Linked DNA regions of Homo sapiens: all the other regions are linked to region 2. The links are chromatin contacts, found by Hi-C or POLR2A ChIA-PET in ENCODE. All regions are on one chromosome and are shown on one strand. Each heading gives the region's core, a stretch centred on a gene start or an enhancer-like site at or near the end of the contact. The rest is flanking DNA. Distances are from core to core; before and after follow the strand shown.

Evidence for each region. A loop is a pair of places that touch in the nucleus more often than their neighbours do. ChIA-PET counts read pairs that join two places held with the same protein, here RNA polymerase II (POLR2A). Pooled maps may share reads with other maps.
Region 1: a pooled map shows a loop between it and region 2 (5-fold over the local background). The contact joins two enhancer-like sites. A Hi-C loop is called at or near these places in 2 of 37 single-sample maps with no recorded cell type and 8 of 50 pooled maps.
Region 3: a loop to region 2 is called in a pooled map, with 3 times the contacts of the local background. The contact joins two enhancer-like sites. A Hi-C loop is called at or near these places in 4 of 50 pooled maps. POLR2A ChIA-PET finds 5 or more read pairs at or near these places in 3 of 52 experiments (AG04450 and activated T-cell).

What each region holds. Positions count from the first base shown.
Region 1 is chr9:109,409,707-109,412,504 of GRCh38, reverse strand. PTPN3 (protein tyrosine phosphatase non-receptor type 3) reads left to right here. Exons shown (of 26, transcript NM_002829.4): 15 at 2,090-2,276; 16 at 2,429-2,506. Among named protein-coding and RNA genes, the nearest start is that of PTPN3, 87 kb to the left of the region's middle. RefSeq lists enhancers at 551-650, 1,171-1,290. Within about 2 kb of position 1,289, at least 2 of the 41 ENCODE cell types and tissues checked have a DNase peak (open chromatin) inside an H3K27ac peak, as active enhancers do.
Region 2 is chr9:109,886,733-109,889,432 of GRCh38, reverse strand. The region is part of intron 3 of PALM2AKAP2 (PALM2 and AKAP2 fusion); the gene reads right to left. Among named protein-coding and RNA genes, the nearest start is that of PALM2AKAP2, 110 kb to the right of the region's middle. Within about 2 kb of position 1,437, at least 7 of the 41 ENCODE cell types and tissues checked have a DNase peak (open chromatin) inside an H3K27ac peak, as active enhancers do.
Region 3 is chr9:110,171,166-110,173,865 of GRCh38, reverse strand. It overlaps PALM2AKAP2 (PALM2 and AKAP2 fusion), which reads right to left. Exons shown (of 11, transcript NM_007203.5): 11 at 1,354-2,700. Among named protein-coding and RNA genes, the nearest start is that of C9orf152, 36 kb to the left of the region's middle. Within about 2 kb of position 1,250, at least 3 of the 41 ENCODE cell types and tissues checked have a DNase peak (open chromatin) inside an H3K27ac peak, as active enhancers do.

The DNA.
Region 1 (2,798 bases), core at 40-2,539, 480 kb after region 2:
TTACTCAGGAGGCTGAGGTTGGAGAATCATTTGAACCCGGGAGGCGGAGGTTGCAGTGAGCCGAGATTGCACCACTGCATTCCAGCCTAGCAACAGAGCGAGACTTTGACTCAAAAAAAAAAAAAAATTAAAATTAGTTGGACATGGCGAATGCCTGTGGTCCCAGCTACTCAAGAGACCAAGATAGGAAGATCTCTTGAGTCAGGAAATCGAGGCTGCAGTGAGCTGTGGTCATGTAATGGCACTCCAGCCTGGGCAACAGAGCTTTACCCTACCTCAAAAGAAAAAAAAATGGATTGGGGGGGTGCAGGGAGGGAGAGAGAGGGAGACAGAGGTAGAGACAGAGACAGAGACAGACAGAACGAGAACTGGAAATACCATTTTAACTTGTTTTGTAACTGCCAAGCAGTTGCCCTTTCTGCCACTGGGTGATGCTCTTGTAAACAGTGAAACCCAGCAAAGATGCCGTATTTGGGGGGAATTTTGTAAAGCTTCCTTTTACGTAAGTGAAAGTCATGCTTTTTCAATCTGAAAACTTGTATACAACTTCAATTCCAAAATACTCTGTCTCTGAAATGCCTTCCCATCCATAACACCCTACCCCCAACCAGCCACTTGGACACCATAAGGCCAGACTCTTGTCCTACTGTATCGCTGTGTTTCTCCATTGGTCTGTCACTGAATATTTTATTCAAATAGATTGTGATTATGAATCATTCTGTGTGACTATGATACAGATTTTATATTTAAATTAGGCTCATTTAAACTCACTAGGAGAAAGAGAAGCACCAATTTCATAAAAAATCCATGGATAAGGGCTTGAAATGAAGGTCAAGAAAGAGGCAGTAGCAGCTGTCTTTTGTCTGGGTTTCACTGAATGACTTGGTCTCTGCGCTTCTCCCCTCACTTCACTTTGGATGAGGTTAGGGTGGGGCAGAGTCTTAGAATGTAGGAGAGCCCCATAGTCATCAGCTCTGTAAGGTGTCTGTGCTGGGCCTGTGGCTCCGGAAGGGGCTGGTGTGGGTGATGCAGAGACTCAAGGGTCCTGTCCTGTACAGTGACAGCAGGGATGGTTAATCCCTGTGACTCTGAGGGGTTAGAAATAGGGGTCTTGGAAGTGGGCTCTGCATGGTCTGGAGAGGGAAGAAAGGCTTAGGACGCACATCGGTCAGGTTTCTGTCTGCTAAGCCGGGGGAAAGCCATGTGACCCTGGGCAAGTTACTCAGCCTCTCCTGACCTCAGCTTCTTCATCTGTGAACTGGGAGTTAGAACAAATGACCACAAAGTTCTGTTCCGTTTTCATCATCTGTAACTCTCTAAGACAGCGCTGTCCAGCAGGACTTCCTGCCGTGGTGAAATGTTCTCTGACTGCACTGTCTCATACGGGAGCCACTGGCCGCATATGGCTAGTGAGCATGTGAAGTATGGCTGGTTTCTTGTCTTAATTTATTTAAATTTAAGTAGCCACATATAACTAGTGGCTACCATACTAGACAGTGCAGCTCCACGATACAGAAGAAACTATATTCGATAGAGGAAAATGTAACAAGATCTCAGCGTGGCAGTTCATGGATGTCACAGGCAAATCATGCCAACTAGGAATAATATAAATTCTCCTGAACGCACAACAACAACAGTCCTGTTTCCTTTGAGGAGGCAAGAGTCCTATGAAGCAGAACCATCCGCAGAAGTGAGACAGAAGGAAAAAAGCTTTCAGAAGGGATGGGCTGTGCATCTGCATGAGCTTGCCTGGCAGAGCCTGGTTCAGTAATGAAACCACCAGAGGAGCTGGACACATTTCCCTGTCACCCTTCTAAAGCAGCGGGGAAGGGAGCAAAGTTTTCAGCAGTTTCCAGATCCACCCTGCCTCCTATCCCTTTTCCCCAAAACCATGTGACAGTGTCTAGGCCAGATGCGGTCAGGGGTGGTCAGTGGGCCCTGGGTGTACTCAAATCCCGCTGACAACCTATGCAGCTGAGGTTCCAGGGAAACATACAGCCCCCAGCTGCCAGGCCCCTACAGTCAGTAGTGTTTGCTCTAATAAAATATTAACCCAGTTATTAATATCTCCTCCTTCCCCATGATGAAGGAGTTTATCCGAGAACAATCCGGCACAAAGCTACCTGACCCAGAAGTCATCCAGTTCTGTGTCTCCATCTTCAAATGCTCCAGGCTCCTGCTCACCTGACGGCGTTGATCAGCAGCTCTTAGATGACTTCCACAGGGTGACCAAAGGGGGCTCCACCGAGGACGCCAGCCAGTACTACTGTGACAAGGTGAGCGAGCGCAGGCAGCCGGGTGATCCACACACCCAGGGCTTCCCGGCCTCTTGTGGGCAGCTGAGTAGCTCTAACTAAATGAAAATATCTTATCACCAACTGCTGGAGAGAGATGTGATGCAAATGACCACTTTCAAACCGTTTTCCAGAATGATAATGGTGACAGCTACTTAGTCTTGATCCGTATCACACCAGATGAAGATGGAAAATTTGGATTTAATCTTAAGGTATGTTGTGTATTTATAAAGGAAGTTTTGTGCTGGGAAGCAATCTTTCAATGAGTTTTTAATTTGCATTACAAATGTGCTGCATTCCTGAGCTACATAAGGAAGTTGGTTCAACCCTCAGAATTGAGAGTTGGGGGTTTTTTTTGTTTTTGTTTGGTTTGAGATATTTGGGGTTTTTTTTGTTTTTTTTTAAAAACTCACTTTATCGCCCAAACCTAGAGTGCAGTGGCACGATCGCAGCTCACTGCAGCGCTGACCTCCCCAGGCTCAGGTGATCCTCCCACCTCAGCTG
Region 2 (2,700 bases), core at 188-2,687:
TTTTATTTTGCAAGTAAATGAGTTTCCTGTCACTTTCAGGCTTTGGGGAGAGACTGTTTTTTCACTCCCACTCATTACGTTCATTGCAAATTCAAGAATCAGATAGGAGTTGATCCGCATAACATGTCAGTTATGCATACTCTAAGATTCCATGGTTTTATGAACTGTCATAAAATTATTGCCTTTGCAAAAGCAGCACAATACTGAATGCAAAAACCAAAAAAGCAACTATTTCTTTTTAACTCTGAACAGACTTTCATGGCTCAGTGCATAAGAGAAGCCTTTTATTTTCAAGTAACTGAAACACTTTGTCATTTTGCACTGAGAATCACTAATGTTATCTTCATAAATCTTTTTAGGGTTCTGTATTCTGGAACTACTCGGTGGTGAGATTCTCATCTTAGTATCAATACACATAATGCCAGGCTTTTGAGCAGTAGTTCTCAACTTGGAGAGATTTTGTCCCCCAAGGCAACATTCAGCAATGTCTGGAGACATGTTTTATTATCATGACTGGGAAAGGGCAATGGTGCCCCTGGAAGCCACTAGGTAGAGGCCAGGGATGCTACTAAACATCTTGCAATACTCAAGACAGCCACTCACAACAAATAACTATCCAGCCCTAAATGTCAATAGCACAGCTGTTAAGAAACTCTGCTGTAGGGGGATGGAAGAAACAACAATAAGAACAGCACTATTCTTTTTTTTTTTTTTTTTTTTTGGAGGCAAAATTTTGCTCTTGATGCCCAGGCTGGAGTGCAATGGTGCGATCTCGGCTCACTGCAACCTCCGCCTCCTGGGTTCAAGTGATTTTCCTGCCTCAGCCTCCTGAGTAGCTGGGATTACAAGCGCCTGCAACCACGCCTGGCTAATTTTTTGTATTTTTAGTAGAGAAGAGGTTTCACCATGTTGGCCAGGCTGGTCTCGGACTCCTGACCTCAGGTGATCCATCTGTCTCAGCCTCCCAAAGTGCTGGGATTACAGGCATGAGCCACAGTGCCCAGCCAACAGCACTATTCTTACTGACAACCTGCTGTTCTTGGCACTTCACAAACACACCTGACCTCTACACATTACAACAGCACTGCAAGGTGGGTATAGTTTTCCCCAATGTACAGGCGAGGACACTTAAGTCCAGAGAGTTTACATGGCTTGTCCAAGATCAAACAACTTGTAAATACAGAACTAGGACTCCAGCCAAGTTTGGTCAAGCTCTGAGGTCCGGCTTTCTAGTGAGTTTGCTATGCTGGAGCCCTTTTCAGAAGCACACACTGTTTCCCGCAGAGGTTTAGACTGTACACAGGCTAGAAAGTGCAATCAGGAACAAAGGGCTTCCAAAAGAGACAGAAAGGAGCCAAGCCCAAAATGAAACCTGCACTTCATGAAAGAACCTGAAGGGGGCAGTCTCACCATCATGATGACCACCCACAATAGGCTGAAGACCGGCACCTCCAGAGTCATGGTGCGTCTGATGCACCGCCTTCTGAAGAAGCATGTGTGGAGGTTGAGGAGGGAGAATCACATTACCTGTCCCTCCTCCTACATCACGAGGTGCACGTTAGTGTAATTTCACTCAATATCAGAGGTCTCAAAAAAATTTAGCTTAAAATAACAACTTCTGTTGGGATTTTTGAGAACATGCTTTAGAATTAGGCAGAGTTGAGTTCAAATACTTGCTCTTTCACTTTTTTAAAATTATTTTTCATTCATCTTGTATGTCCTTCCATTGAATTTTTTTAGGGGGGGGCAGCAAGTTACTTCACCTCCTGTGCTTCTCTTCTCTCTTCATCATCATCATCATCATCACTACCTCATGGGAGTATTACAAGGCTTAAATTAGAAAATTAATGAATTAAATGGAGGCAGAAAAGCTAGGCCGCTACCCAGAAGGGAGTGACAAAACAGGAAATATTACACAATATAGAGACACTACTATATAGTTTACTGTATACATAGCATATATAGTTTTATTTTGGAAGGAAACAAAAGAATGGAAACAATAATTGGGCTGCAAATGTGGCTGAACGTGGGGTGGGGACCCCGGCTGGAAGTGCACAGATGTGGAATGCCACTGTGGAGTGTTCCCCTCCCTGCTCAAAAGAACAGTGAATCATGGAGTTAAAAATAGCAAATGTGAAGAACACAATGAATCTCAAGCAAGTGTCCTTTGTGATTTCAATGAATGTTTCAGTGGTTGCCTTTTCTAGAACAGTTGTAAGTAACTGTCATCTTCTTGGTTGCCAAACCCCACAACATAACATACAGATGCTTAATAAGATACATATGCTTATGCCTAATGTCTCTACGCCTTTGGCTTTGAGCCTCCTAACAATATGGAAAATTAAGTGAATTCTGGTATTTACCAGAGACCCACACAGGTACTCAGAGAATCACAGGTCCAATGTGGAAATGAAAAGTACACTTCTATCCTGATTTTTTAAAAGCTGCTTGGCTCTCTCTAGGTTAGCAGTTGAGACTTCAATATTTTATTCAATGAATATTTGATGTGACATATTTTAGAACAGACAGCTGTTCTGATGAATTAGTCATCTCTGTGATGAATCAGTTACTTATACCTAGCCTTTAGTTTTTTGAGAACTCAACCTCTTTCCTCCACTCTGACCCGTTTCCAAAACCACTTCCTTCTATAACAGTAACATTTCTCGGAACAGGTACACTGTTGAGAAAAGAGATCTCTAA
Region 3 (2,700 bases), core at 1-2,500, 280 kb before region 2:
CCTGGAGTGCCTGTCACATTCTCAGTGACATTCACAAGTGTTATCCACTGTTACTAGACTTTGATCAAATTTTTAAAGGGGTGCCCCCACTTCCAAATTCAGAACTCTCACCACTTAGAGGTTGAAAGATATCACCCCTGACAGGTGCCACAGAACACCCCCAGATGCTCAGAACAGGAAGATATGGTTGGAAATCCTGGGGAGAAAAAGGCTGGAAGAGTTACAAATGCGGAGAGAGAGAAAAAGGCAGCTGGAAAGGAAGTACCAGGAAGAGGAGGGGCCGAGGGAAAGACTAGGAAAACTGATGGTCAGGGGTCAGGGGCCCAGGGCTCGGTGATGGGATGGAGCAGCCGGAGACTGAAGCGGGAGGGAGGAAGTAGAAGGGAGGACGCTTCCTGAGAAACTTGTGGTCTTCGCATGCTCTTGAAATGAATAAATTTTGTTAAGTAAATTATACCACAATAAAGCTCTAGCAAAAAAAAAAAAAAAAGAAAAAAAAAGAAAAAAGAAAAAAAGAAAGAAAAGAAAAAGAAAAAGAAAAAGAGTTGGGGGTAGTCGAAGAGTAGGAAAATAAAGAAACCAGAGTAAGAGTTTGGGGAAAGGGGCTTTATGTTGAATACAACAAAAGGAGTCCTTCATGTCAACATGTAGCCATCAGCTATTCCTTGCAGAGGAGAGCCAAATACAGGTGCTTAGAATGTGGTTTTTTTTTTTTTTTTTTTTTTTTTTGAGACGGAGTCTGGCTCTGTCCCCCAGGCTGGAGTGCAGTGGTGCGATCTCGGCTCACTGCAAGCTCCGCCTCCCGGGTTCACGCCATTCTCCTGCCTCAGCCTCTCGAGCAGCTGGGACTACAGGAGCCCGCCACCGCACCCGGCTAATTTTTTGTATTTTTAGTAGAGACGGGGTTTCACCGTGTTAGCCAAGATGGTCTCGATCTCCTGACCTCGTGATCCGCCCGTCTCGGCCTCCCAAAGTGCTGGGATTACAGGCGTGAGCGACCGCGCCCGGCCGGTGCTCATAATGTATTCTAAAGGTTAGAGCCAAAAGCTACAGGCAAGGCTGGAGTTTACCGTTCGTCCTGCTGTTTGTCCAGCTCTTGCTGTGGCTTCGAGTCTATGTCCTTAAGAGGCACTTGCAGCTTCTGGCATCTAGCCAGGGTGGCTGGGGACAGCATTGAAAAGGGGGCTGTGGGAACAGCCTGGTGCAGCAGTGCCCCCTCAGCTCGGATTGATTCCTTTGTTGCAAACATGAGGAACCAGAAGCTGTCACACAGTAGCGGCCAAGTAGGACGCTGGCGTGCCACTGTTTGGCCCAGTCTTCCAACCTCCCTCACGGTCAAACAAGCAGCCATTATTTATAAAAACTCAACACACATTGGATTTTAATGAGAAAATAACTGTATACTTGCATTGAATGCCTCACAATCACTCTAAAACCAAAGCAGGATAATAACATTTAAGTGGTTAACATACACAGGAAAACCAGATACAGAGTATAATTTCCAAACACAGTATTGCTGCTTTTTTCCCCTCCTCCCCCAAAAAAAGAAAAACAAAGAAAAAATAATTTGGGTAAAGAGCAACACAAAATCAAAATTGGCAGCTCACTGAATGCTTAAAATTCAGGAAATTTGTTCTTTAACTAAAATGGAATATATTCACCATCTCTAACACTTAGGCTACTTTTTTTTCAATACATAGTTTAATTAAATCCATTCTTTAGTTGGGAAAAAAAAGGTTTAATTATTTGTCTTCAGAGACAAGAATCAACACTGTTTTAGTGTTCCTTGTTACACTTTATATATATATATGTGTGTGTGTATATATATGTGGACATTGATCTATATACGGCTTATATGTCATTGTCTAGGGTGAGCAGCATGCATGGGTATGAAGAGGCAAGTAAACTGCATTGTGTCATCCAAGTAAAACACAGCACGGCCTCCTGCCACTGACAGACCCTGTTTCCATAATTTCTGGATGAGAAAGCCAAGTCATGTCAGTAGTTAATCAGCTCTGGAGGAAAGTGAACACCTATAAACACGGCAGAATGCAATACTTCCAGAAAGGCTTTTAACACCTACAGAATCTAAACATTTTGTAAGAGGTGGGGTTAACAAGCTTGTGTGCTATTTGGGGGTGGGGCTGAGCATCAGAGGCAAAGTTTTTCGTAAGCCTCTTTCTCTCGATGGATTAGGCAGGAATGACTTTCCTCCAGGGGACGGTCCCATCTTCAGAAAGTTAAAAGGGTCCATTTGGGATCCCAGAGCCTAGCACGGTGCTATGTACAAAGCGGTGGCCCAAGGTTTCTTGAATGAATAAAAAACTCAAGAGCACAGAGAAAATCTGGCTCTCCCAAGTAAACTGTAATTTACATTTTCATGGGATTATAATAGGATCTTCAGTGAGTGGAGCAAGAAGATAGACAGCAGTAATCCGGAAGGCAGCATAGGAGTAATAGCAAAAGTTAAGAGATGTAGGGGCCACAGTGAAAACAGCTTTGTGACTGTGGGAGAGTCCCAGAAACAGTATTTCTTTCCTTATCCACACACGGAGCATGGCCCAAGAACCCCCAGCTCTAGAACTCTGTTATTCTTTAAGCAATAAGTGCTCTGGTTCAATCAACTGTGGTCAAAGACCACTTCATCTGCCTCTAAAGCCATTCCGCGAATAGTGTGGCCTCTTAAGCTTTTCTCTTAGC